2 separate regions of the Mus musculus genome follow, and region 2 is linked to region 1. A link is a loop called in an ENCODE intact Hi-C map of the cell type or tissue named here. Cell type or tissue: left cerebral cortex. All regions are shown on one strand. Links, peaks and the distances in the headings refer to the core of each region. The heading gives the core; the rest is flanking DNA. Region 1 overlaps Galnt2 (polypeptide N-acetylgalactosaminyltransferase 2). Region 2 has its middle 12 kb from the start of Gm42054.

Evidence for each region. A loop is a pair of places that touch in the nucleus more often than their neighbours do. Peaks named below come from ENCODE experiments on the same cell type or tissue, not always from the same donor. Only the 100,000 strongest peaks of a DNase experiment are listed, where the experiment ranks them.
Region 2: a loop joins it to region 1, with 2.1 times the contacts of the local background. A loop is called at or near these places in 2 of 42 quality-filtered maps.

What each region holds. Positions count from the first base shown.
Region 1 is chr8:124,312,706-124,327,574 of GRCm38, reverse strand. Galnt2 (polypeptide N-acetylgalactosaminyltransferase 2) reads right to left here. Exons shown (of 16, transcript NM_139272.2): 4 at 3,805-3,903; 5 at 3,516-3,583; 6 at 3,239-3,304. Among named protein-coding and RNA genes, the nearest start is that of Galnt2, 89 kb to the right of the region's middle. In left cerebral cortex, for the core only: no CTCF peak of the experiment used is centred there; DNase peaks (open chromatin) are centred at 4,051, 6,037 and 8,758; H3K27ac peaks cover 1,279 bases.
Region 2 is chr8:124,177,549-124,192,417 of GRCm38, reverse strand. No RefSeq gene overlaps it. Among named protein-coding and RNA genes, the nearest start is that of Gm42054, 12 kb to the left of the region's middle. In left cerebral cortex, for the core only: a CTCF peak has its summit at 7,770; DNase peaks (open chromatin) are centred at 7,765, 8,162, 9,610 and 10,086.

The DNA of each region.
Region 1 (14,869 bases), core at 2,203-10,202:
CCCAGAAGACACTTTGCACCTGGGCAGGATGGGGCTCCTTACAATGAGCAAGGACGAGTATTTTAAGTTCCTTTATAAACAAGAAAAATGGATTTTCAATGACTCTTATCAACTATATGCTACATCAGGGTAAAAAGACGAGATTTCCAACTCCAAGCCGTTCAAACCCTTCCTCGGGTAACTGCTACAACTGCAGAGCTGAACGTAAGTGGAAACTGTCTGAAAGGGCTTCCAAGAAGTCACTCAAAAAGGGAACTTGAGGGGATTCAAGGCCTGAAAGCAGGAACGGCGCAGCAAGGCCCAGGTCCGCATGGGCTTGCCCTCCCCTCTGCTGCAGTGCAGTCCTTTCAGCTTGAGGTGTCAGCAGACCAAGGGCAGGGCTTCTACGGAGGCTGGAAAGGAAAAGAAGGCCCCCAATCTGGGGACAAGTCCTGGAAGCCTGTGGCTAACAGCTCCTGGCTCAGGGGGCCACAGGAGCAGAGCAGCCCAAGGACGGCCACAGCCGGAGGTGGCAGAGGCCTCAGCTGCTCTCTCCTCCAATGGACACAGGGTTTGGGATTTGAGCCTTGCCAAGTAAACAAAGTGTGGAAAACATCTCTGCCCTCCTACAGAAACTGCAGAAGGTCACAGTTAGAGCTCAACTGTTAGATAAATAGGGGATCTACCCCAAATGCACGTGTGCAAACAAAGCACCCTCGTCATGTGTAGGACCAAGTCTTCAGTGTCTGACTGAGATGTTGAGGCCACCCCTCTGCACACGAGCTCACATGCTAAAGCCTCGGTCCCCACTGGTGGTGCTGAGACACGAGTGGACGGTAAGGCTGCCAGTCTTATCAGTGACATAGCAGTGCTCGGAGCCCACCATGACTAATGTGCTGCCCTGCGATCTTTAGCAGTCTGCATGACAGTTTCACATGTGTATTTACTTCCAGAATTAAAATGCAAGCACCCGAGGGGCAGGAAGAATAACTGTCACAATTTATCCTTGCATTCTCTAGCGTCTAGCACAGTGCAAAGCACACACTGTTTAATACATGATTTTTTAAAATTAATTAATTTTTTTTAAGATCCTGGGGGCTGGAGAGATGGCTTAGTGGTGACGAGCACTCACTGATCTTGCAGTGAACCCATGTTTGGTTCCCAGCACCCAACCTTCTCTAACTCTGGTTCCTAGGGATCTGATGCCCTAATCTGGTTTCCATGGGTACCTGCACATGTGACCTACCCACACAGACGCATACACACACGGAATTTTTAAATATTAAAAAGAAAAAGATTCTTGCTGGGCTGGAGAACTGGCCTAGCAGTTAAGAGCACTGGCCGTTTCTCCAGAGGACCTGGGTTTGATTTGCCGCACCCACACAGCGGCTCACAACTCTATCTAATTCCAGCTCTAGGGGGTCTGACACCCTCTTCTGGCCTCTAGAGGCACCAAGTTTGAATGTAGTATACACGCAGGAAAAAACACCCATACGCAAAAAGTGGAAAAGAAAAAAGAAGAGGAAAAAGAAAAAAAGATCTTTCTTCCTGCTGTGCCTGGAGCCACACATGGAGACCTGGAAGAGAGTCTGAGCCGACCAGGGAATGACCACGTCAGCCTCACACAGTGGAGTGTCCAGAGTGTCATCTCTCTGTAACTGCTGGAAACTGGAAGAGGGTGAGGCCAAACAGCAGCAGCACACCCGAGACGCCCCAAGGGGCTTCCAGACCTGGCTGTGGGAAGGCAGTTGTTCCCGTAGCTTCCCACACAGATGAGACTGACAGCTGGCGTCTGCAGTGTCACATCAGCATGAGATGACAGCTCTCTCTCTCCCAGTTTGGGACAGTTCTCCTTCAGTGAGCTGTCAAAGTTGAATCTGTGATTCTATGGCATGCCTGGAACATGGAGACACTGTATTCCTCATAGCTAGGCTTTAACATTTTCTCTAAACCTTTGCAGCCAAGCCACTGATGGGACTTTACAGGCAGAAGACAGAAGTCAACTTTCCAAATGTGTAAATATAAATGTGATTTGAAAATATAGCTTCATGTACAAACAATTCCAATTAACTTAGGCTTTGACTATCCTTCCTGCATCTACTGAGACAGGGCTCTTGGGTGGCTCTGGTGGAGGGAGAGACACATAAACTGAGATTTCCCTGAAGTAGATTCAGTGGGCTAAGGAAGGTGGGTGGGAACTGGAATCTGAAGAAGCCATATCTGTGTAGAAGATAAATACTGACTAGAACTTAAGGGAAAGTTTGAATGCTGCAGGTCGTAAGTCATTGGCCGCTACTGTTTTTGTTAAATCTTAATTGTATGTGTATGGGTTTATTTTGCCTACAGACATGTGTATCTGTGCACCATGTGCCTTCTTCCTGAAGAGACAAGGATTGGATGCTGGATCCCCTGGGACTGGGAGTTACAGACAGGACTTGAACCCGGGTCTTCCCGGAGAGCAACCAGTGCTCTTTTAACTGTTGAGCCAGCTCTCAGCCCCAGCGGCCTGTCCACTCGGTACCAAGCTTCATTTAGGACCAAGCATCTCCAGTGTCTATGACCGCCGGATCGCCAGCAGATCACTGTTAACCACCAACCACAATACATCTGACACGACGGCAGAGGCTCCTCCGCTCTATTGTGATCTGTCTAATTCATGTCCCTACCAATATATTTGTTTATGTACCGACTTAGGACTTTGTACTCTGTGACTAAGCACACGGCCCCTCTTCCACCACAGCAGCCGTTCGGAACAATCTGACTCGCTCTGTGTTCCCGTATATCTGATTCTGAATAAAGCGTTCTTTTCTTTTCTTCCCTCTGGAGCAAGAGAGGGTATTGCACTCACACAGAGGCTGGCATGTAATGGTCGGTCTTGACTGTCAATATGACAGGACTTAGTATCACCAAGGAGACAGACATCTGGGTATGTCTGAGAGGAATTTTCTAAGGTTAGGTCAGAAGTAGGTGGCAGCATCTCATGGACCGGGGTCCTGGATTGTGTAAGGAGGACCCATGAGCTGAGTTCCCACGCCCATCTCTGCCTGCCTGCTGTGGGCCCACGTGACGAGCTGCCTCATGTTCCTGTCACCACGGTGGACTGCATCCCTGGAACTATGAGCCAGAATAAACACTTCTTTCTTTAAACTGCATCTGTCACACTAGCGAGAAACCACCGCACAGGCACTGAGAGACACACCATCTCACGAGGGCAGAGACACGCTGCTTCACAAGTGACGAGCAGGGGGGACCTCCTTACCTTCTCTCCGGTCATTTCTGAGGACCCGCACCTTCTCGATTTTCCCCAAGAGGGCCCCGTCCTCAGCTAAGGAGAGAAAAGAGGTGGACAATAGTGATCCCTGAGTCTACACGGGGTTCTGAGCTGGAAGGCCACATACTTGGTCACCTATGCAAAGTCCTGCCCCCAGGGTCTCCAGAGGACATCTCTTTTCTGCCCCTAGGTCCCTACTCCACTCCAGACTGTATTAGGTCACTCTTCCCAGACACCCCAAACCAGGAAGGCTGATGAAACTCACGGTCGTTGCTGTAGTCATCCACCAGGATTATCTCCTTGATGAGGTGAGGTGGACTCCTCTTGAGGACACTGAGGAAAGACAGAGGAACGGAGCCTTGTAAGGGCGGAGCTCTGCTTGGAAGTTTCCTCTCTCTTTTGGTCCCCGGCCTTGGCTCGAGGAGCCAACAGCTACCCCATGCTTGGCAGCTGATGTCCTGTCTGTAGCCCCAGCTGATGCACCTGAGGTGCAGCCATTGTCAGGTGCCCCAAACACTTCCCATGAGACGCTGGGAGCTATCCGTTGGCCTCACCTGACCACCGTCCGCAGCAGGGCCGACCTGGCTTCATTGTGGAATGTGATCACCACGCTGGTGGCTGGCAGGTCCACTCGCCACTGCTTGCGCTGACACCTGAGGAAACAGAGTGACCGGCCCTGTGAACAAAGGATACACCCCGCAATGACGGATCATCCCTGCTCGATAAGCAGAGTGGGCTGCCAAGACCGAGAGGCTGCGGTTAGCCTGCCAGCTGTGGGAGGTTCTGGCACAGACGCACATATGGAAGCAGGAGCTACAGCCAGGTTCTGCTTACAGACAAGGGCGTTCTGCAAGCTGTATGAACTGAGAAGAGATTTCTAACATGTAAGGCACGTGTTCTAAAGCAGTGAAATAGCCTCCCACTTCCAGACAGACACTCCTCAGCCACACGCCTGCCTCAGTCCTCAGCATTTTTTCCCCCCTTGGGGGACCTACGCCAGCCAGCCATTGCTTTCTTCTTACCTTGAGCTTTGCCTACAACAGGCAAGGTGCCTATTGGGTGATTGGCTCTCACAGTATCAAAGGACCCACTGCCTGCCGTCCTTCATACTGCCTGCCAGGCCTTCTCCCAGTAACCTGGTGACAGAGGAGCAGGCTGTGTCATGGAAGCCGGACTGGCAGGTGGGCAGGCACCTTAGGCCTGTCTCACGTACAGGGCCATAACAACCTAGGCCTGCAAAGATGGCAAGCCGCACAGGGCCTCTGCGTTGACTGTGGACGCCTTACACTTGAGCCAATGAAGACCAGTTTTAAAGCCACGCCTCTTCTGATGAGGATAACAAGTATAACATGGTCAAAATACTCAGTAAAGTAAGACCCAGCTCAGCAGAACTCACGTGGACTCTTCCAGGCCACTCTGGGGATGCAGGCAGAGAGCAGTGTCCCAGAGTCTCTACACAACTCCCCTAGGAGGGTGAAGACCTTGTCAGAGCCTTGGGACACTGTCAGCTGTGTCTGAGTACAGCCAGAGTCCCAAGTGGCCAATGGTGATGCCAGTGACACCAGACTGAGAAGGAGCCCAGCAGAGCAGCCGGGTTGACAGGGCGTACTGAAGAGGAGGGAACCCACAAATCCAGTCCCTGCCTCTGGACCCCTCCTTGCCCTTATCATCTCTTCAAGTGGCAGAGCCTTCCATGGGTCCAACACACCGAAGACTCAGTTTACCCTGCAGCTCATCAGATTCCCCCAGTTATCTTGAATGGAAATCAGTGGGAAAGGAGGTGGATTCTGGAAGAACCCTGGAGCTCAGTCAGGGCTCAACACTCAACTGCTGAGCAGTGAGCTGGATGCTGGCATAGCAGCCGCCGGACACCAGTAGAGAGGTGTGGAGAGGGCAAGGCAGGTGCCCCGAGATGAGTGCTTCCCCAGGACTGTCGAGAGGAGCCCAGCCCTGCAGTCTGTGAGCAGCAGCAAGAAAAGCAGCACAATTATAAAGCAATTAGGGCTGCAATTGCAGAAGGGGCGTCGGTTAATTTTAGTCATTATAGTACATTCTTTTTAATTAATCACACACAAAAAATTGTATAGCAGTTGTTTGTGGGGAGTCAGGGAACGAATTCTACAGTTAGCATCTGATCTCACTCACTGTAGACGAGCCTTCATGGACAAGCCAATTGATAAAAATTAGCAGGAAGGTAGATGAACGAAGAATCTATCAAGTTTCAACTGTAAACAAATTACCAAATGGCTTCACTGTCAAGAGGCCAATCTGTAATGCTGTAAGGGGGAGAGGCTCCATGCTTCGAGGCTCACTGCCCTCTGTACCCGGGTCCCCACGTAGCCCAGGAGTGACTGAGCCAGCAGACCTGGGTTGGGAGACTCCAGGGACCCACAGGGCCGAGTGGGACCGTGAGAAGATGGATAGCATTTTTCACTCTCAGAGCGCTGGATTCCGGGCCCATCCAATCACGCCCCAGTCTCTCATTCTCCTCGTCTCTGCAGGAAGCTCATCTTCCAGGAGCTTTTGGAAGTCTCCTGGGGCTCTGGAAGCATTTGCTGGAACAAGCAGGCTGCTGCTACACAGCGTTTTATTAAAACTCCTCTGCATATTCCTAAGGCTCAGGCTCAGGTCTGGGCACTCAGGAGCTTCAGCGAGATCCCATTCTTAAGGAGTGCGAGCTGAAGGCTCTCACAGCCCACGGGTGGAGCGAGTGTGCGCACAGATCCAGATAAGCCCCACACTCAACCCAGATGAGGCCCCGGAGGAACCAAACCGCTTTAAAAAGAGAAGCAATTAATTTTGCATTTAAAGAGTCTTGCTTGGCCCTGTCAGCCAGTCTTAGCTGCTCTGGAGGCAGTGGGAACCAGGGTGGCAGCTGCTACAAGTCCATCAGCTGTAGGGTGCTTCCTCCCAGCCAAGCAGGATGGAGAGCGAGCAACAGCAAGAGAACGAGGCAGCTGGAGTCTCTTCTCCCAGACACACGCAGAAGCCCACTCTGGGCCCTGGTTCACTAGAGGCTCCAAAGACTTGGTACTGGCACTGTCATTCTGGAAGCTTCCTGTCCACTAAAATGGCAACTTGACAAGTCAGACACATAAAGATAACATACAGACACACACACACACACACACACCACCAAATAGACTCAGCAGGTTGTATTTATATACATGTGTGTGTATGTGTGTGTAACAATAATGAGAAAGAGGCCATGGATTTGAGAGAGGACAGGGGAGGGGCTAGGGAAAACTACATAAATACAATGTGTGTGTGTGTGTGTGTGTGTGTGTGTGTATGGAAATTAAAAAGTCAAATTAAAAGATTTTGAAAACCCTTAGTTTAGCTAAAGAGTTCCAGAAGGATCCTGCCTCTCCTGGATGTGCCTCGCACTTCACACACACAAAAGGTTTTCCTTTCTCTTGGCTTTCCTATTTCTGACATTAAATCAAAGCTCCAGCTGACTCCCAGGGACAGACGGATGCTGCAGACATACACTGGATGATCCTAAATGCCGTTGGGTCATTTGCAGGGATTAATACATGTCACTGTGGCCAGTAATACATGTTACTGGTCCTGGCGTTATCCACGGGCATCACACAGGTGAAGCTGAGGATACACAGGAAGAAACCGGCCAGAACATGTACATACCCAAGGGGAGGGTCAAGTCCTAGCAACGATACGGTCAGAAGGGTGATGAGGGTTCCTGGGTTTCTTCTCACCCCGTGTGACACTGTGGTGGTCTGACTAGGAATGTCCCCATAGACTCATAGGTTTGAATATGCTTGGCCGTGGGAGAGGGAGTGGCACTACTTGTGGCCTTGTTGGAGGATGTGTGTCCCTGTGGGGGTGGCCTTCGAGGCCCTCCTCCTAGCTGCCTGGAAGACAGTAGTCTTCTCCTGTTTGCCTTCAGAACAAGATGTAGAACTCTTGGCTTCTTCTCCAGCACCATGTCTGCCTGGACGCTGCCATGTTCCTGCCTTGGTGATAATGGACTGAACCTCTGAACCTGTAAGCCAGCTCTGATTAAATGTTGTCCTTTCTAAGAGCTGCCTTGGTCATAGTGTCTCTTCTCAACAATGGAAACCCTAATTAAGACAGACACCAGGACATTAGTGATGTAGCTCACTGGCCCGTGTAGGGACAGTGACAAGCAGGAGGGCCTTCACTCTGTGGTCCTGTCTTTACGGCAGCTCACAGGCAACAGTTACCACCCTTTCAGGCCCTTTCCAACCCCCAGTGTCGGGAGAGGGAACCTCTAACCCAGATTTGGTGCGCTGTCACTCCTAGGTATGCTTTTAACTAATCACACAGAGAAAAGGCATATATACATCCCTAAACAGCATGGTATCAACCTCCGAGGACTCAGCTGACGGAGAGGACACATAGTCGCTGCTCGCCTGGGCACACAGCTTTGCCACACCACCCTGCTGTGGTCAGGTTCCCACGTAGGAGCAGACACACACACTGTCCCTGCCTAGTCTCCGTCAAGGAGTAAGGAGCACCGGTAACCGTGTACTGAGTCACTCCACGCTCTTCACCCTTTGCCGTGATTCGCTCCTGCTCTCATCTCACCCCACCGCAAGCCCAAGGCCTCGCAACCTCTCACTTCTCCCCTTCTGAGAGCTGAGATGGCAGGTGTGTGCCACCATGCCCAGCTCGTGCCTTCTATTTCTTGAGTGATTTTGGTAATATTTTCCTAGAAAAATATCTATTCCATTTACATTTCTTTTCGTAGACATGTACCTGCAACTGTCTTATTATCTTAGCTGCTCTGGGTGTCTCATGAACACACAACCTATCAGAGGTTTCTGGTTTTGTTACAGATCGTTGGGGGCGTATCTGAGAGAAGCTGCACACAGTCCTCTGTTTCCTCTGGGTTGCTCACTTTGCCTCCCTCCCCCACTTCCTTCTGCTTCAGGGTTAGCCTGCGGTTCTGACACCTTGAGTTGGAATAGACCAGGCTACCCCATATAAAGAACCAAGTTGACTTGAATGAATTTAGTCCTCACCTGGAGATGTAGGGAGTTCTATATTCTGCCAAGAGGAACTGGGAACAGGGAACAGCCTCCTGGCTCTGTGAAGACAGTGAGATGTGCCCCACTCTGTCCTGAGCTGAGGTCTGTTCCTGCTGCTGAGGTGGGAAGATAACGTAGCTGGGAGCCCTGTGGCTGGTCTGATTTCTGCCTTTGCCACTCACCGGACGACGTGTGAGTCTCTACAGCATGCTAACAATCAGAAGTCTCAAAACCCTGAAGAACTTAAGGTAGATCTTTCAGCTTCCCAGCTGGGGCACGGAAGTGCAGTGAGGACTGCTTTCACAGGAACACTGGGAGGATGTAGGCCCTGAGCAGAGGCAGTGGCTCACTGGAAGCCTGAATTCGCCCCCCCCCCCCCCAGTTCCTCTCAGCTGGGGGAAGACAGATCTGTCATCTCAGTGGCTGCCTTGGCAATTGATACAATGTTTCCAAAGTGTCTGGAACAGTCATCTAGCCTGTTGTGTGGCCGGAGTGCTAGCCAAGCCAGAGCTGGAAACACGTTCCCCACTCCTGAGCTGGCATCCAGGGTGAGCAGCTGCTGGAAAGCTACAGACAGCTGACCACCATCACAAAGCCGGACCTGGCCAGGGGATAGCAGGCTCACCGGGGATACCCAGAGCTGAGTCACATGCAGGTGCCTGGCTCTGCGGAACACTGATTGTAACCTGTAACCAAGCAGGCCAGGCAAAGAGCCCCAGGCTGTGCTGAGGCAGCTACCCTTAGACTCATTTGTAAAAACTATTTTTTAAGTTTTCATATACACATGTAGTTGTGTTAAGCCTGTTTCCCATATACCTCTCCCTCCCTTCCCAAGCGCCTCCTCTGTTCCAACCTAGACGGCTTCATTTCTACCTTCCTGTCATAAATACATACATGATTTTATGTATATAAAGTCTATATAAAGTCTAGGATCTGCAAATAAGAGAAAGCGTGTGATGTCTGTCATTTTGAGATTGGCTTATTCACCTAATATGATTGCATCAATTTTCCTATAAATGGCATGACGGCTCCTTCTTTACAGCTGAAAACAACCCCAGTGTCCTTGCCTTTCCCCACGCTGATGGCACCTGGCCTGCCTCTGTAACGTGGCTGCTGTGACTACCGCTGCTGTAATTGTCAATGTGCAAGTGTCTGTCTGTGTGATCTTGACTTGAATGTCCTCTAGGTAAATCCCCAGGAGTGGTATGGCTCCGTTGTCAGAAGATATGGTTTTGTGGTTTTTTTGTTTTTTTGTTTTTGTTTTTTTGAGAGACCTCCACACTGTGTGGAGAGATGCTATTCATGGCAGCAGCATACTGCAGAAGCAGAGTTCCTGCCTCTAACCACAGCCAACGGCACATACGGCAGACCCAGCCGCAGTCAGATACACAGAATGGGCTTGCTGGAAACAGCCCCACCCCATCCTACCTGAGCTAGATACATGTCTCAAGCTCTGCCCAGCAAAATAGCACAGACAGCTCTACATTTCAAGATGGTTGCTATGGAATTTTCCAGAAGCCTAGGTGAACAATTTGATAACTTCTGAATTAAAAATTGAGGCAGATATAAAAAAAAAAAAACAGTTAAAAGAACCAAACTAGCTGTTATATAATGCTTGCTTAACCAAAATGCTTAGTGGCCCTCCCAACAGCAGGGGCAAGACGGACATCCAGGTCCCAGCTGGCTCCTAGCCAGTCCTGATATCTACCCAGAATGCCCTGGGTCTTCTAACACCAGAGAACCGAACCCTAAAATACTTAATGACCTTTGCAGACTGCTCTGAAATTAGGCTCCTTAAGGTCTGGTTGCCAGGGTCTGACAAGCCCTGTTCACCCTGGGTTTGTTTATCTCATGTCACCATTATTAACCTAAAACAGCTTTCTCACGCCCTATAGTCCTGGCACCACATACCACAAACATCAGAGGAGCCAAGTTCAAAACCACAGCACTCATCACCTCATGGCACAAGACGCTGCCTGCCTCACTGACCGCCCTGCCTCGGAAAGCTCCGTGCCCTTTGGGAGGCTGGGGGTTCAGCACAAAAGCACAGACGGGGCCAGTAGCTGGCCTGGCACACTTCAGGCTGGGCAGCCTGGGAGGTGGTGCCAGCTCACAGAGGAAATCTGAACCTGCAGAGCCTCATGGGGTGCATTCTGCAGGCTGAGCTGTCGCAGGAGGCAGTGAAACTCTTTCATCAGGACTATCACCCACTTTCCACCACCTTCCGTTTTCCAGACGTTAGCTTTTAATGGAAAACTTTGAGAAAATAACAGCCTTACACAGTGCTGTGAGCGCTCCCTTAATCTCCCTAAGAACACCTCACCAGCAGCCATTCCTGAGAGTCAAAGCAAGACCTGTCCCTTTAAACTCATTCCTCCTGATGACAGAGCTCTCCCAGGAGTTCAGCTGCAGAGCAGCCAACAGGAACCACAATGCACTCCTTCCCTTGCTTGACCAGATGCCTGTCTGGGTCCCCCAGATGCCTGCCTGGGTTCCCCAGATGCCTGCCTCAGTCCCCAGCTGCAGATATCCTCCAACTACAGCTTCCACACGTGGGATGGCCCAGTCCTGCCTCACACGGAGCCATCCATGCCTCCGTTTGCTCCGCTCCTCTGGCATCCAAGTGGCTGAGCTCCAGGGCAACCTTCCCATGAACTGCCTGGGTGAGCGGCTTACGTTCCCCCCTGTGCTTATCTCTTCCAGGCCGAATGCCAGAGCCTCGGAGCTCTGTAGGGTGGCCATTCTCCCTACATGGAGCGGATGGCCAAGATCCTGAGCTCTGCCCAGCAGGAGGTCTGGAAACTGCCTGACCACAGATGCCTTCAATGTTCTGCCCTTGTCAAACAGATCAGCTGGCAACTGCAGGCCATGCTGGATCCTCTGTTTTCAGAGATAAGGATAGACAGGTATTTAATCCCTGGGTGCGTGGAGGTGGCCGTCACCATTCATGCTATAGACAGGACATCATCACTACCCCATCTCTTCAGGCAGCACCCATGAGCTGCTCAACCCTTGGCGCTTACCACCAAGCTTGGCAAATGCAGGTCAGTCCCTGGGAGCCAGGCAGTGGAAGAACCTCAAGCTGTCCTCTGACTTCTGCATGTGCACTGCCACTCGTGCACCCGCACGCAAATAACATCAAAAAGGTGTAATCACATTTAAAAAAAAAAAAAACTTAAAGGGGCAACAAGTTACAAAGCAGGAGGAAGCATGAAACCACCTCACACCAGTGCAGTTTTGGACCTGTGTGTACAACACTGTGCAAATGAAAATGCTCTACGTGTATGTGAGTGTATATGCAGCATCCTCAGAGGCTAGGAGAGGGCATGGGATTCCCTGGAGCTTTGTGAGCCGCCAGGTGTGGGCGCTGGGAATGAAACCTGCGTCCTCTTGAGAGACATAGGTGATATCTCTCCATCCTCCAGACTAAACTCTCTGGAAGAAGGATGGCGACTATTGGAAGGACGACGACAGGGCGCTGGGGAGCCGGCTCAGTGATCCAGGGCACCGGCTGCTCTCCCAGAGAACTGGGATAAATTCCCAGCACCCACAGGATGGCTCACAACCCAGTGGCACTGTTCTCACGGTGGCACACAGACACACGTGCAGGCATAACACTCATGCACACAAATTAAAAAAAAAAATCACAAAAATTAAGATGACTGTCATAATCTATCTAATGCCCAGATCTCAAACAGAACAAAAAGGGATTGGGACAGAGACAAGCATATGTGCTCCTCATTAAAGAACGGGCAGAGTTTTATTCTTAGTATTAAACCAGTACTTGTCTAATTACTACTCTTGCTGAAAATGGCAACTAATTGAGTTATAAGTAGAAAACAAATTCTGTCAACCAACTGGAGGGACAAAAAAAGCAAGGACTGGCTAGTAAACAAAACTGTGTCTGCGTCAAAGACGGCGACGGACCCACGGGATTCAAGATCCACAAGTCTACTGGAAGAAGGGGTAAGCCAGGAGCATGGGGTCCTGCCCACGGCTCCCCCAAGGCTGCCTTGTAAATCAGCGCAGGCTCTCACCAGGGGCCAAGCAGCAGCAGCAGCGGCTTAGAGCAGCAGCCTCTAGAACCATGAGCCAGATGAGCTTCACCTGATTCAGTCTCTGAATCAGTTCTGAACTGAGCAGACTTGGGGTAAAACAGACAACATAAACACACCAGGAGACTAAACGGCAGGGCCAGAGGGGGCGCTGCTGTCTCCACTACTGACAAGGCCCAGGCAGAAGAATAGGGAGCTTAAGGTCAGGCTGAGCTACAGAATGGGGAGTTGAGTGAAAATGGGGGCTGGGGCTGGGGCTCAGCAGAGAGCGCTGGCCTAGTGTTAGCAAACCCTGGCCCAACCCCCAGTGCAGTGTAAAAAACAAAAGGAAATAACACAAAGCAGCCTGTCTGTGCCACTCCGGCCTGGCCGAATGGTGTGGCAAAGTAAATATGTTACACGACGGGTAAGTTTACGTTCCTTCCCGTGTGCCAGATTACAGCACTGCACTGCCGTTGGTTACACAGATCTTCTTAGACGTGAGCAGAAGCCTGTGATGACATAGAAGCAGGCATCCAAACTTCAGGAGGCTCAACATTTCCAGGGCAACCAACCAGCCTGCTGCAGCAGGCCTGTTCTGCACTCTGAGACAGCTCTGGGTACTTTAAAAACATGTTAAACACACCTAGAAAACATGTGAGTAAGAAGACTGAGGCTGGGGCATCTAAGCTGAACACAGGTACTTATATGCACATGTGAGCACATACACACATGCACATACATGCACACACACACGAAGTGAGGCATGGCCCTGCAGACAGGTGTGTTCATGCTGCCCCCCACTTCCTTAGCTTAAACAGATCTAACTCTCAGTCCTCTCGTCAATACAACACAGGAACAATAATGAATGCACCTACTTTCTAAGGCTGCTGTGGAAGCCAAGTGGGAAGAAATGTGTGTGATGGCCTTAGAAACATCTGCAGCAAAATCCCTAGCTACAGAGAGTCAGTGACAGTGATGACAAGGCCACAGGTACCGGGCAAGAAAATAACATGCAGTTGTAACATCTGGCTTCTGAACGATACGGGCCGGGGGCAGAAAACCAATGGCTTACGTTTAAACTGACAGGAAGAAAAAAAAAAATCATACAATTGTGAAGCTGTCGCCTAAACACGTACAAGGTTAAAAAAGGAAAGTTAGAGCAGAACTTCAGACAAGTGGGAAACAGCAATATTTTGGTTATTTTAAAGTAGGCTTAAAAATAGCTGAGACAATAACACTACACTTCATAAGACAAGAACGCCAGAGGCTCAGGCACACTGCAGCCTGAGCTCTGGCGCTCACGGTGTGGGTATGTGGGAGGAGCCTAGGGGGCTGGCGGACCCCAATGCACTGGTGTTACAGAACTTTCCAGAATGAAGTGAGCAGACATGTATTCACCCCAGGTACGGTGTCGATGGAAGACCAGCAGAGAGCCAGAGAGTTTGGAGGTAGGCGACAGGAAGGTTCCTGGAAGTGATACAACTGAAGAGGTCTCTGCCCTCTTCAAGTCTAAGCTGCTCGTGTATCTTGGCAAGCTCCCCCCAGAGAATATTAAAAGCCTGATCTTGTGAGGGTAAACACAGTAACTGTGATTTTAAGGTGACAAGGGCCATGTGAGGATCCGAGGACAGTTCTGCATGGGACACACAAAGTAGTCTGTACAGAACTCAGTGGGTGAGCGGGGCTTCCCCTTCCACTGTGGGCGAATCTGAGACAAATAGGAGCTCTGCTCACAAGGATGAGAGATGGGAGGGAGGAAGACCCACTCCTCAACGTGGTGACAGACAGAGGTTTCATGATGGCTGGAGACCTCAGCGTAGGAATGCACACACAGCACTGTCTTCTGGGAAGACAAACTCTCCAGACATCTTCAGGTAATGGGAAAGGTCGACACATGCCAACATCACACCACATGTAATTTCTTAGAGGCCATCAAAGGATTAGCATGATTAAAATGGCCATGGGAGAGGTGTGTGTTCACAGATGAAGTGTAAGAAACAAGTCCTATGAAAGAGTCGGAAGCGCAGAAGAGATGCAGGCCTTCACCTTCCGATCATTCCAGTCATTTACCAAAGCCATCAAACTGGAGGAGGAAGAAGGCCAGGGCGCTGGCCCCACAAAGTCTGACTTAGAAACCGAACTCCAAACTAAGCGGCAGTCTCCATCAGCCTAGAGTGTAGGCCCTACACAGAATAAACGTTGGGACCTTGTCAGAACCAAGCAACACAGTGCTCTTTCAAGTTATATCTTCTTTCAAATCAGTCAGCAAAAGATATGACTAAAGACATTCACCCAACGTGGTCAGTACGGACAAAAGAAAAGAAAGTCCTCGTCTACCCTGAGAGAGATGCGTGCATGAGCATAAACTGGGGGGCACAAAGCCACACGGAGTGGAAGCTATGGCCACAAAAGGACCCCAGGAATTGCTTCCCGTGTGAGGCTCAGAGGCAGATGGGCGCTGGGCTTCCCTGGCATTGAGCAGCAGTAGGACAAGGACAAGTCAGGAGGGACGGCCTTCAGAGACCTTCGGAGGCTGTGAGTGCTTCTTAGCTTTCTGGTGTGGTTTCCTT
Region 2 (14,869 bases), core at 4,578-12,577, 140 kb after region 1:
TCACTCCATTTTACTCTCTGAGAAGCCTGAGAGAGGGTTGTCATAAGGCCAGCATTGCTCTCCCATCTGCCGGATGAGGGAGAGAGAGTCTAAGGCTCAAAGGGATCCCCTTCTTAAGGGTGTGACTAGGACAGGACCAGGGTAGCCAGACCCACACCTGGGCCTCTGTGTGCCACGTCACTGTGGTCTTCCTGTACAGATACTATAGGCAATGGCAGCTTGCGTCTCTTCCTGAGAGTCTGTGTGCATTTGCTCTGGTCTGGTTGTCTGGGGCTTCATGTACTGTCATCTAACCCCCACCCCCCACCCCTCCAGTGAGGTTCTAAGAGGTAGAGATTCCATCTGGGAGCTGATCAGAACAAAAGGCTTCCTGGTTGGGGAACACTACTGAATCCAAGTGGCTCAGAAGAGGGAGCAAGACCCAGACATACACCTGAGTGCTTCCTGTCTCCTACCCTGTGACACTTTACACTGTCTTGGGGACTCTGCTGGCAAAAGCCACCTCCACATTCATCGCTTCAACCCTGACCCCTGGAAGCACGCACAAAGTGGACATGTTTTCTTTATGACTCTCCTATGCGGAGATGATATTGCTGGCAACAGAACGCAGACAAACATAACACTTATAAATATGCCCACATGTACAGATGGTGTACTACCTATAATATAAATCTATAGTCTTTCTTTAGATAAATAGCACTTAAACTTTCTTGCATCATGTACAGAAACATTCTTTCTACAGATACTCATATGCAGCTATGTTTCTCTTTTATTTATTTTTAAATTTTGTGTGTGTGTGTATTTGTGTATGGGCACACATGCATCACATATATGTGGACATCAGAGGACAACTTGTGGAAGTCAGTTCTCGACTTCCATCACAAGGCTCAGATCATGAGACTCAGTTGCAAGCACCCTCACCTGATGAGCGTCTCACTGGCCCTGCCATTAAATGGCTGCCTAGTGCATCCCATCATAAAAGCAGTAGTTTGGAAACTGTCCTGACATGAGACTGGGCTGTTCCCGTTGCTTTATATTTAAATTGCGTGGCATTCCAATACTGAAGCAACTGTCCTCTCAGATATAGCTCTTCACCATGAGGGTTGTGACAGGCAGGGAGGCCACCTCAGTGGGATTCACAGTCTAGTCCCTAAAACTTTCCCTGTATTGTGTTATGTGGCAAGAAAGACTCTAGAGGTGGAATCAAAGTTATGGACCTGAAGCAAAGATTATCACAGACTGTCCGGATGTAATTGCTGGAGTCTGGGCTGCAACCTGGGTGTTGCACCTTCATATGATGAACGGTCTCCTAGGTGATAGAGTTGAGGTGTTAGATTATGAAGGCCCCATGAAAGAGATTGATGCAGGTGTGGCTATACATTGTAATTCTGGCACTTGGGAGAACTTGAGGCTCTCCTGAGTTACATAGTAAATTTCAGGCCAGCCTTGGTTATGGTGTGAGACCTCAAAAAAAAAAAAAAAAGAGGGAGTGAGGGAAAGGGGAAGGGAGAAAGAGAGAGAGAGAGAGAGAGAGAGAGAGAGAGAGAGAGAGAGAGAGAGGAGGGACGGGGAAAGGGATAGAGGACAGGCCTTCCTTCATGCAGCTAGGCTGGGACCAGGAAGCAGATGGAAGATGAGGAGACGAACATGCATGAGGGACATAAAGAGAGGCAGACAAAGCTGACACAAGGCAGGAAGGAGATGGTGCAGCGTGCGGTGCTGCCAAGAGCAGAGCAGCCTTAGGCAGATCTCCAGGCCACTCAGCTTTGATGCAAGGAGCCCCACAGGTGCAGCATCTGAGCTGGAGATAAGAAGTACTCTCACTTTGGCTTTACCCTGAGCTCCAGCCACAGTCTGCCATGAGGAGCTGTACAGAGCTAAGGTCGGAGGGAGAGGGCACCTGGTGGAGGATCCAGGTGGCACAGAGCACGTGTACCGGCTGACTCTGTTTCTGTGTCCCCACAGAGCAAGTGTGCTGGCTGACTCTGTTGCTAGTCTCCTCACAGAGCATGTATGGCGGTTGATTCTGTCGTGTGTGTCCTCCAAGTCCCATTTACAGACAACACCATTCTCACAGCCTCACTTTAGGTATCATAAAATGGGAATAAAAATTATGAGTATCTAAGGATGAGGAACACACACACAGATATGTATATGTATATGTATATGTATATGTATATGTATATGTATATGTATGCACCTTGGGCTTATTAGTAACATGTATTCATATATGCACACATGTGCATGCATGGACACACATTTGCAGCACATACATGCTTCCATTATATCCTTCACTCAGAGGAGGTTGTTCTAAAGTGACCATCGCTGTAATTTCAGGACTGATTAAAATGTATCTGAGAATTCACCCATTTCCATTCAGCCATTAATGGGAAATGAAACCCAGGCCAGCAAGGACTACAGTTTCTTCTGTCCCGGCATGGTGTGCTTTTTGCCCACACAGGAGATGCCACGCCCCTCAGAGGGCCAGGGCACAAGTGCACCTGAGCACTGGCCCCATGTCATGTGCATTAGCGCAGTGCGAAGGCTCTCCCAACAGCTCCTGCAGCCTCGCTTCTCAGTGGACGGAGTATTCAAGTGATGAATATGGACTCCAGGAGAAATGTTACCGAGGTGAGTAAAGGTTATAGACGCAAGACCTTTTCTGTCTTGGAGAGAACCAGGACGGATTACTATAATTTACCTCTCCTCGGGGCAGCAAATGGGAGGCAGAACAAAGTCTTTTAAAAGAACCACTTAAGGTAATTTATCTAAGTGGTTCCCAAATGTCAGCTGCAGGCCTCTGTGACAGTCATCCGGCCTTTGGGAGCTTGAATTCTGGCAGCTGGGACCCACTGGCCCTAAGCGTCTGAAGCATGCCCGGAAAGCTGTTATTGTGAGGTCCTTCGGGTGGGGACGCTGTTGTCCAGCATCCTGGATAGAAGTCAACGATGAGGCTGGGGCCGTGAGGCAGAAGACCCCACACCAGGATCCAGCAAGCTAGGCCATCCTGCCACCTCAGTGGGCTCCTTCCCTAGAGCAGGTCACCCCTGCAGTCACCCCTGCAGTCACTGCCAGCCACCATGGCTCTCTGAGGAAGACTCAGTACGTTGAGCTCTGTGAAGGCAAGCATGCTGCATCCACATTGAACACTCCTTCTCTCCCACAGCACAGCCGCTTCCTACTGTGACTCTTACCCAGCAGATGGCACAAGTGTCAGCTTGTCCCAGCTCATCATCAGTACCACTGCCTCGACCCCACCCCACTTCCACCACCCTTCCTGTTCTCCCACCGTCCATCCCCATTCCCTTTATGGCTTCCTCCCTGGTCACATTCAGCTACTCATTTTATGCAATCCAGGCCCCCCTTCCTAGGGATGGTGCCTCCCCCTGTGACCTACATCATCCTACACCAATTAGGGACTTTAAAAAAATGCCCACAAACACACCACAATTCAATCAGATTTAGGCAAGTCCTCGGTTGAGGCTCCCTTTTCCCAAGTGCCTCTAGGTTTGTGTCAAGTTAACAGCTGGAGCTAACCACGACACCATCCATCCACACGCATGCTTGATTCTTAGGCATTCATCTGGGATCCACCCGTGCAGATATGAGCAAACATGAATGCATGCTACCTCCTACTTCCTTTACATACTAAATGCTGGATGCTGACTAGACAGACTAGTTTCTATTTTGTTTGGCCACTTGTGACTCTAGGGAGCTGTCTCTGTCTGTCTGTCTGTCTGTCTCTCTCTCTTATGTATGTATTTCCCTGTGTATGCATGTGTATGCCTGTGTGTGTGGCAGCAGATATCAATGTCGGATGTCTTCCTTAATCGTTTTCGACCTTACTTTTTATATATTTCCTCTTTGAAAATTTCATGAATTTATACAATGTATTTTGATCCATTATTACCTAGGATCTCTTACTAAACCTAGAGTTCACCAATTTGGCTAGACTGGTTGACCAGTTAGCTCCAACTACACCTCGTGGGCCATGGGGATGTCTACTGCGCTTGGCTTTTCATGTGGATGCTGGGAATCCTAACTCGGATTCTCATGAGCACATCCCAGGCTCTTTACCAGTTGAGCCTCATCTCCAGTCTTCATTATGTATTTTTTTTGTAACAGTTGCATGTTCGTATCATTATCTTTACATTGAAAAGTAGTCCCTCCCCCCAACAGCGTGATTGAAATACAATTCACAAACCACAAAATTCACATACTTAAGAGATAATCAAGGCCAAGTGTTGTACATTCAGAGCCATGAAGCTATCTCGTAGTACCAGAGATTGCTAAACAGTTACTTGTAAAGAAACAGCTTTAGTTATCTCCCACCTGCAATAAAGAATTAAGTTTTAACTGAGGACAGGTGAAGTGACTCAGTAGGTAAAAGTTCTTGTCACGAAGCTGGTGGCGACCTGAAGCCAATCCCTGGGACCCACCCAGTAAAAACAGAAAACTGACTTCTGCAAGATATCCTGTGACTATATGTGTGCTCGCGCGCGCGCACACACGCGCACACACACACACACACACACACACACACCACACATACACACACACACACACACACACACACACACACACACACACACACACACACATACAAAGCTTGGTTGAACACTTGATACTGTAGGACCCAGAATCTTGAATGTTTTTCAGTTTATTGATATTTTAATTTTCTAATCGTCGATGTTTGAAAATAGCACTTTGCATAAATATATAATGCAACACGACAGAATTATACTTAGAGCTATTTAGGAAATTGGAAATTCTGTCTTAATTCCAAGCCAGAACTCATTTAATGATTTTTCTTTAATGAAACTCTAGCCAGCAACTTAAATAGCATTTTTTTTAAATCGACCATTTTTAACATAGAGATTTACAAACTTGAAACTTACGTATGAGAGATGAGGGTCTTTGTTTTCTGTAATCAAACCATTAAGTTTCTTTAAGAGCAGAAAACTTTGTAAACACTATAAAGATTTTTCTCTCCAGCCAGACATGGTGGCCATGTTTTGCCAGCGTGACGTCATGAGGATCATGCGATTGGGAGTTCAAAGTCATCCCCAGCTACACAGTGAGCGAGAGGCCAGGCTGGTTACATAGGCCCTTGTCTCAAAAGGACGAGAAAAATCGATAAAGAACCCCCTGCAATGCATAGCACACAGTAGGCTTGTGTTTGAGCTGAAGTCTTAGGCGTCATTCACTGACTTCATAGGGCTTGAAAGTACAAACTGTGTGTTCAGAATCGTTTGCTTGGGTGCTGGGAAGGCGAGGCTGTCTGAGACATCGGATTTAAGGCCACAGTGAAATTCAGTAGCATCCCGGGTTCACTGTACAGTTGGTTTTTGAACTGATTTTTGGTCCTTGTGCACAGTGAGAAGAATCCCAGAGATGGAGGGGCCTGGTGAAGAAGGAGAACTTCTGCTCTGAGATCTTTGGAGCCATGGCAGCTGCGGGAATGAAGCAAGCTCGGTGTGCTAACGCAGCAAACCCCAGCCTTCCCAAGCCTCAGGGCTCTGCAGATTTTTCTAGTGTCATCGGATGTTTCTGTTTTGAAGAACTGAGAAGCTCCTTTTAAAAGTCAGGTTTCGAGAACACAAAAATCAAAATGGTTGCAGAATGGTCAACGTGAAGAACCTTTTCTGAGCTTAGAGGTTTTTCTGGCAGAGTACGTTGTTACATCAGCACCTTATATGGACCCAACTCCTTCAGAGAGAACAGATTTCGGATTTAATAAGACTTTGCAGCTTATCGTGGCCAGACTACTCCAGTTTGTCCCCTGATCTAGCCTTCCTCTGGACTTGTGGAAGTTTGCCGCCCTCCTGGCTTGCATATTCCTAAGCACTGCATGTGAGTCCTGTGCACCTTCCCGATGGTTCCTTGTGGTGCCTCAGGTCCTGTTCTGTTTCTCCCCCAGGCCAGTTTCTAAACTAACTTGAGCTCTGGGTTGGGTGGAGAAACTCTGCCTCATTGAAAAGGGCAGAAGAGCAACGGAAGACGATTTCCAGCGTCGTGTGTGCATGTGTGCTTGTGCTCCCACATACACATGCTACACACTTACATATGGAAGCAGAAAAAGGGGAAATACCCTGAGCTCTATTTTGGCCTTGCTTGCCACTGCCCGGTTTAGAGTTTTACAACAGTCACGGAACCACTTCGCTTGTGGCTACGACTCTTATTTCCAAAAATTGCTTCTTGCAGAGAGGCTGGTGGCTGTAAGTCTTGTGTTGCTACTCAAACCTAAAGTCAAAACAATATGGAGCTAGAACTTTAGCCCCATGGTCATATCCTTCATGTCTAGAGGGTGCAGTCACCATATGGGTGGAACCTGGTGTTGTGAGGGTAGTCAATGGCCCTGAGGGTGCCACTTCTACTGTGGTGGATGGCTTCTGGAGGGCAACTTGGCTGTGGGTCTTTTTGTCATGAAAGCAGAACAAGACATTTCCCCACTCAGGTGCCAGGCAGTAGCACTCACCTCTAATTCCAGCATTTGCTCAGAAGGCAGAGGTGGGCTGATCTCTGTAAGTTCAGAGCTAACCTGCTCTACAGAGTGAGTTCCAGGGAAGCCAGGACTACACAGAGTAATCCTTTCTCCAACAAACAAACAAACAAACACACACACACACAGGCAAGATGTTCCTTCATTCTAGAGAAGTAATAGCTCTGGGGTCAGATTCTCTGGCTGAGATTTAGCTGAAATTTTCTTCTTTGGGAGACTAAAAAAAAAATCAACTTTTGAATATTTAATAATACTGAATATAAAAAAGAAAGAATTCTCCTTTATGCATTCAAAAAAATCCCAGGAAATAACAACAAACAACATTGAGGCTCCTGGTGTGTTTTTGAGATATCTTGGCAGCTCAGAGACAATGGTGGGCTGGCTGGGAGGTAGTTAATGTGTGTAAACCCTGTGAGGCAAAATGAGCAGCTTCCCAAGTGCCAAATGCTACTTCATTATTTATCGACATCTGTATTAATATCAGGACAGCCAAAGCCTTTAAACATGGATTTTTCTTGTGAGGATGTGAGCTCCAAAATATATTTTGTGCATCTAATTCTTCTGGAATTTAATAGGTAACTGGATAAATTAACACAAGCGGCAAAATGCCAGGAAATCAGACACTTAGCATTTATAATGCCGGAGGAGCTCAGAGCTCTGTACTGTCTTGCACTGTGTCATGTGGCAGTCAAGCATTCCTGTCTCTGTCTCTCTCTGAGTCTCTCTCTGTGTGTCTCCGTCTCTCTCTCTCTGTGTGTCTCCGTCTCTCTCTCTCTGTGTGTCTCCGTCTCTCTCTCTCTGTGTGTCTGTCTCTCTGTGTGTCTCTGTGTCTCCATGTCTGTGTCTGTCTCTGTCTCTCTCTCTCTCTGTCTCTCTCTCTCTGTCTCTGTCTGTCTGTCTGTCTGTCTCTGTCTGTCTGTCACTGTCTGTCTGTCTGTCTGTCTCTGTCTCTGTCTCTGTCTCTCTGTCTCTCTCTCTCTCTCTGTCTCTCTGTTTCTGTGTCTGTGTCTCTCTGTCTCTCTCTCTCTGTCTCTCTCTCTGTCTCTCTCTCTCTCAGGTGGTGCTGCTTACAAGCTCTTGCTGACTTTGCCTTGCTTTGTGAGTAGTAGTCCCAGGATAGAGCCAGGCAATGACAGTTGGCAGCAGAGAAGGTGACAGCTGTGGTCCTCTGGGGACTCATTTAGACTCTCAACTGAAGTACCGCATATGCGTTTCTAGCTCAGCCTCACAATCATTATGAGTCAGGTCTTCTAGCCAGGCTCCATAATGGGCCAGTAGAGGCAGTACAGTGGCCCTGAAGGCACAAGGCAAGAGGAAGGCCTTGCTAAGTAGCAATCTATGTTCTATAGAGGAAGTTGGTTCTGGAAAATTCTGTAGAGGTATTGAATAGAGACAGGGCCACACTGTGATAGAAAAGGCCATCCACTTGGGACCCCCCAGAGGAGGCTGGGCAAGGTGTTGAGGGCAAGAGTGAGGTGGTAATTCATAAATGAAAAGAGGCAGGGCTCTCTGGAGACTTGGAGCTGGCTAAAAAAGGAGGCTGTTTGAAAACCTGGAATCACTGAGGGGGTGGGGGGGAGGCAGCCTGGAGTCTTCAGTGACAGCAGCTAGTGCTGATGGGGAATGAAAACAGAGACTGAGAGAGCCAGGATGCTAAGCAGCTGCGTCACCACCCTCAGGGGAGCAGCCAAGAACTGTTCTAGAAACCCTTTCTGTGGCAGACTTAACAATCCAGCCTCTCTACCTCCGGAGACCCAGGAGATGCAAAACACTGCTCACATTTCCCCCCAAAGCCAAGCATGGTAGCATACTCCATTACTCCGGCACCTTTGAGACTGAAGTAAGAAGACTGTTGTGAGTTCTGGGCCAGTCTGGATTACTCAGGAAGGAGACAGACAGATAGAGACAGAGACACACAGAGGGAGACACACACAGAGAGACAGAGACAGAGACAGGCAGAGAGGGAACTGGGCATGTAGCTCAGTTAATAGAGTGCTTGCCTACCCTATCATGCCCAAAGGACCACATAATAAAACTACATATGGTGATACTCCTGTCATTCCAGCACTTGGGAGGTAGAAACAGGCAGATCAAGAGATTCAAGATTAGTCGGGCGGTGGTGGCTCACGCCTTTAATCCCAGCACTCAGGAGGCAGAGACAGGCGGATTTCTGAGTTCGAGGCCAGCCTGGTCTTCAGAGTGAGTTCCAGGACAGCCAGGGCTACATAGAGAAACCCTGTCTCGAAAAACCAAAAAAAAAAAAAAAAAAAAAAAAATTCAAGATCATCCTTAACTGTATGACAGTCCTAATTTGAACTAGGCTACATCATGAGACCTTGTTTCAAAATAATAATAATAATAATAATAATAATAATAATAATAATAAATTATGTTATTATTTGGACCTTTCTATCTCCCGGTGTACTTTGCTTCTCTTGGCTTCACACTCCAGGAACTCATATCAGGTCATGCTTCCTCAGCCCTCTGCAGCCGTAATGGGGCTTCCAAAAGATGAAGAAGCCCTAGCCTGTTCCTTGCCTGTGGCCAGAATAAGTTCAGGGCCGAACTCAGCAGGTGAACATCGTGATGCTGAGAACAACCTAAGGGAGAAGACTGAGACACAAGAAAGACAGCGTGGCTGGTGTCCTGGGGTGTAGCAGAAGGCCACACTCACTGCCACTGAGCCAGAGCATTTGCAAGAAGGCAGCTCCTGGTACTCTAAGAGTCCTGATTGGAACGGATCACTTCTTAGCGATGCCTGAAGCTCACCGGCTCATCGACTTGCTATGGGCAGTTCCAAGAGCCCACTGAACCTCTGTGTGTCTTTATAAAGGCATATTCTCTCTGAGGCCAAGCTGTAGAATGCTCATCCATTTTCTCTGAAAGCCATGCTGAGTCCCTTCCATCTTTACATTCCTACCTTGCAGATTACACAAGCTGTAAAGCGTCAGCGTCTATGAGACTTGAAGGTTACCTGTGTCGCTGCTGAGTTAGAGCAGAGGCAAGCTTGGCCAGGAAGGCCTCAGGGAGCTGGCAGTCACCACTGCTCCATTGAGGAAGATCTGCAGAGAAGAAAGAGCTTGCAAGGAGATGGCGTTCTGAGTGCCTTGGTGTCTATGCTTACACCCAAAGTGACAGATCTTCGAGTAGCCGCTTGAGGCTGGGAAGATGGACAGAGTGACTGTCAGCTGCATGAGGCGGTCACGGAGTCACAGAAACCAAGTGAGCCACAAATCTTTACCCAACGCTGTATGAAAGGCCTGTGCTGTTCTCAGAAGAATACACAGGCAAGCTTGTGAGGTCTAGCCGCTGCCTGTAGGAGCTCATGCTGCCAAAGGACACATTGCATACTCAGCCCACGTGGGGTGGCAAGTGACAAATACTCGTGCCTGTCACCACCATCTCTGTCTCCCTTGCTCTCTGATGCCCTTACCATGCTTCAGTCACGCTCAGGCCTAGAGTTCTCGAGGACGGACAAGGAATGTGTAAACAGCCCTCTCGGGCTCCCTTCCAATCAGTGTACATCATTTCGTAAAGCCCTTGAAATGTCTGGCTCAGAATCCACACTTAGCAAGGGAGGTCTGAATGAGCCCATGGGTGGGAGGCAGACGGCGACTTGAGTAATGCCAGTGTCACATGAGAGCCGGATGACAGCGTCTCTGAGGACACAGAAATCATGATGATAGTGGCGTAGGCAGGTCAGAGAAAACCTCTGCAAGCAATCTTGCCAGAGCCCCAGTCTGCGGGGGGGGGGGGGGCGGGGGGGGGTTGCAGGGGAAGATGCCAGAGTTGGGTAAAAAGGCATGGAGTGTGACTGAGCTGAGGCATGGTGGTGGGCGAGCCTGGGCTAAAATCCAGCTCAGGCTCTATACTCTGGGTTGCCAGAAGGGACACATGGAAGTTTCTCTGCTTGCAGCCTCTTGTGGGCAGGGATCAAGGGCAGGAGGGAGAGGTATGCCTGGCTGTAGAACACACTAAATAAGCAAATGGCGTCTCCCTACTGTCCTCTACACAAAGCTTCTTCATTGCCAAACCCAGGCGGGGCCCATCAGTCCAAGCTAAAACTACTACAAAGCCCATGACGCTCTCCTACACGGAGGGAGAGGCTCTGGCAAAGTGCCCCTGTGTGTTTTGTAAATAGACAGTAGTTTTATATTCCTTTTCTTGATGTGGACTTTTAAAACCATATCAGCTTTAACCCCGAACTCCTGTCCATACCTGGATGTGCAGTGAACTGTGTGCAGGGATCAGATCTTTGTCAGCTTGGTGCTCATCACCCCTCCCCTCCTGGTGGTCAGCTTCAAACTGAGCTCCTGCCTGATCTCCTCCAGAAGCCATGAGCCACACAGATGTCCCTATAGATCCATGTACACCACACTCTGAGTCTCTCAGCTCCTGCAGGTTGCGGATGAGGAGGGGTGGGAAGGAACGAGTGGGTCCGTTTGTAAAGGCAAATGAGGTAGAGCACGGAACTACAGGGGTGGCTATCTTGTCCTTGCAAGGAGGAGGGCTGTTTAAGGTAGACCTCCCCAGTCAAAGGACATTTGTAGCTTAGAAACTAAAGACAGCTGCAGATAAAGACATGCTGAACTCCCAGGATGCACTGTGTTATTGTGTGCTCATGCAGTGTGTCCAGTGACATACCTGCATACAGGTGCTGCTGTGACCCAACATGGCAATTTGGAAAATAATGCCCCCAGAGGGCTGATTATGGAACAGCCCTGTCAGGTTTTTGTTTGTTTTGGTTTGGTTTTTTGGTAGGGGGGAGTCTTTGATATGCCAAGGCTAGCTCGATGTGATAGATCCACCACTGCCACACCCCTTGGATGGAATCCCAGAGTGGGGGCTCATGAGGGAGCAGACACCCTTGGGACAGACATTATAAATAAACGGCTGGAAGGAGACGTCCAGCTTCAGAGCTGGCCTGTGGTTTGGTATTGATCACTACTGCTGCTAATTATTCCTCTGCCTGGTGAATGTGCCTGCCTTTCCTCCGTCCACCCTTTGTCCTCACCTAACCGCACAGAACCCCATTGCCCTTGGCAAAGCCCATCATTAGGGCTTTCCAGCAGCCAGCCATTTCTGGAGATCAACATACCAGGAGGGCTTAAAGCACACTCACCCTCCATCTGGTGTCTGACAGGCATTCTGAAAAAGGCAACTGCAGTCCCTGGCCTACTCTCTAACACTGCTCAAACCCTCCTTGCCTGGAGTGGCCCATTTCTGTTTCTGAATCTATGAATCTCAAAGGCCTGAAGAAGTCAACTTCATTTATACATTACAACCTTCCAGAAACTCCAGGTTCCCTCTTCTTCTTTTGCCCCCTGATGACAGACAAGATATACAAACAATCACTATGAATCTTGTTGCAGTGTAAGAGTCTGTTCTCTACTTAAAACGGAACTCCCAGGTTGGCGCGGTTGACTATTGGACCCCAGGACAAAGCTACACAGAGAACTGTGCATCCATCTGAGAGCACAGACAGCTTTATGAGGCCTGAGGTTTCTCTATGTTTCAGAAAAGGAATTATGTAGAGACTGTGACAGGCAAGGTACTGAATTTCTGGACTTGCTTCCAATAAGAAAATTCTGGTAAATACAGGATTTTCAGAGCATCTATCACTCTTCCATGCATGATCACTACATGCCCATGACATAGCTCAGGTCCTTGTTTCCGGAAAGGTTTCTGCCATTATCAGGTATCTGCAGCCTTCAGCCCTTATAGTCCCCAGGACCAAGGTCTTGCTCCTTCTGGTCAACCTTCAGATGGACACTTATTCTATGTAAGATCCAAGACTTGCCCCATGGGCACGACATGGCCAGGTCTGATGGGCCTCCCTGGAGGTCTTCAACTAAATTATGGTTTAATTGACCATACTTCCCAACCCTGCCTCCTCCTCACACACCCTATTTACCCCTAGGGCTTTCTGGGGCACATCTCACATTTAAGCCCCCTCAGCACCTGCTTTCTGAGGAATCTAGTCTCTGACAAGGTTTCTGTCAGACCAAGGTTTAAGAACTTAAAAGTGTTAAGAACCTCATAGCATTCCACACTCCCAGGCTCTGCTGAACAACGGGGAAGAGATGAAACACAGCCTGCATAGGGGTGCTTCTCCCAGGGATACCGGCCATCTGTGCTTACACATTACTAGGCGAGCTTGACCCTCCCACACAAGAAGTCAGCCTTTCAGCTGGCATGGGTCACCCTCCCTAACGTTTCTGAAGACCCCGAAGTACTTTCTTTGCTGGTTTTCTGAGACCATAGCTCTCCTCCTGAAGTCTGTGTGAGTCAGGACTAAGCAGAGAACAGTGGGTCAGGGTGGGGGCGGCAAGCATCTCTATGAGGAAGAGACTGCCACCTGCCCAAAGGCCAGCTCTCCTCCTTCCTTCCTGACTTTGGAAGTGACCAGACACCTCAAGCCCCTGATGGCACACTTTTCCCACCATGATGAGATACCCTTCCTTCCTGAAGATGCTTCTCATGTCTCGGATGATTTTGTCACAGAGATAAATAACTAGTGCACTGGCTGTGGGCCCTTTCGAGCACACTCCAACCTCAGGGACTTGTTCCCTGCTGTCCTCTCTACACTGATCAATCTTTGTTCAGGGCACTGCACAACTTCTGCCCTGCAGAGCCATGCCTGACCCCTGACCCCTGACCCCTGACCCATGAGCAACCTTCTCCCCTGAAGATGCATCACTTACAGCCCAGTAGCTGGCTCACTCCTCCAGCAGAACCCAAGTCCCAGGCTCTGCTCACCTTGTTCGATGCTGCATTCCTTGGACTCAACCGAGTTGCCAGATAAACCGAATGAGCAGTTTATGTTCTTTTTGACGCTATTTTCTTTCTCACCAGATGCATGGATTGCTTCATTTGCTTAATTTCCTCCCTGTTGTTTAACATTTAGGTTGCCGCTGATGTTTTCCTAATATACACACACACACACACACACACACACACACATATATATATATATATATATATATATATATATATATATACACCCTTAATGAGCGCAGCCAATACTCAAGCAGTTCACTCTAGTTCCCAGGATTTGCCTGTAAAAGTGTGATGGTAAATTAGCTCAATGCAATCCCATGGCTCTACTGAAATCCAAGGTGGAGACCCCGGACGGACGCTGAGTTCCCATGCTTTCCAGCCTCGGTGGCACAGTCTCTCACCTTGTCCAGGAAGCAGCTACAGCCAGATCCAGATGAGGAGCAACCCCTCCCAGACCTTGTAAATGCTCACCCTGGGAGAAGCTGTGAGACATGGCCCCCAGCAGGTGAGACCAGTGGGTCCTCACTCCACAGAACTCTTCTCGGCTTCACCTGCTGTGCTGGGCAGTTCACTTCCATTCTGACTGCCCAGGCCAAGTCTGGGTGGAGAGCTAGGCACTTCTCATCTTTTGTGCCAAATACAGTGTGTGGCACATCCTACATGGCAAATAAATACTTGCAAAATGTCCTCAGAATTTATTCCCTGATGGCTCAAAGAACCCTTGCTTGGTGATTCCTGTGCTGGGAGGAGAGCCATTGCCTCTCCTGCACTGTCAGGGCCAGACACTGAGACCAGTGTATCAAGAGGAGAAAAGCCTTATGTGAAATCATCAGATTGTTCCAGAACCCTTCATTCCTACCCTTGGATTCTTTCCCTGTCTCCTGGATCCTGTGAGGCGTCCTCTGGGCTCACTTGCCCCTCCAGGGACACACTGTTGCAGGATATGAATACTTGAACAGAGTGAATTTGAATGATGAATTGTGGGTCTCAGGTGCTGAGCTGTTTTTTACTGCTGTTCTGTGTACTGAAACAGGGCTCTGGAATATTAATGATGTATGTTTTCAGTATCTGGAGTGTATCTGGAAAAGACAGAAAACCCATGAGAGCTGGACCACAGTGCTTGGAGAAGCAGCTTTCCTGAGTGAGTTACATTTGCCTGGCAGCCTCCTAGACAGTAATGTCACAGTCTGGTGATCATCGGCCCAGGTTGCCAACACGCCTGGACCCTTTTACTGAGACAGGAGTTGGAATAGTTAATATTGATCACTCCAAATGTGTTAGGCATTGTTCTATGATCTAGGATCCGTGACCAATAAAAGAAAGCAAGCCCAGCATCTGTCTTCATCTCTCTGCTTCCTGCCTTTGGATGTCCTGTGACCAACTGCTTCCTGCCTGTGGATGCCCTGTGACCAGCTGCTTCCTGCCTGTGGATGCCCTGTGACCAGCTGCTTCCTGCCTGTGGATGCCATGTGACCAACTGCTTCCTGCCTGTGGATGCCCTGTGACCAGCTGCTTCCTGCCTGTGGATGCCCTGTGACCAGCTGCTTCCTGCCTGTGGATGCCATGTGACCAACTGCTTCCTGCCTG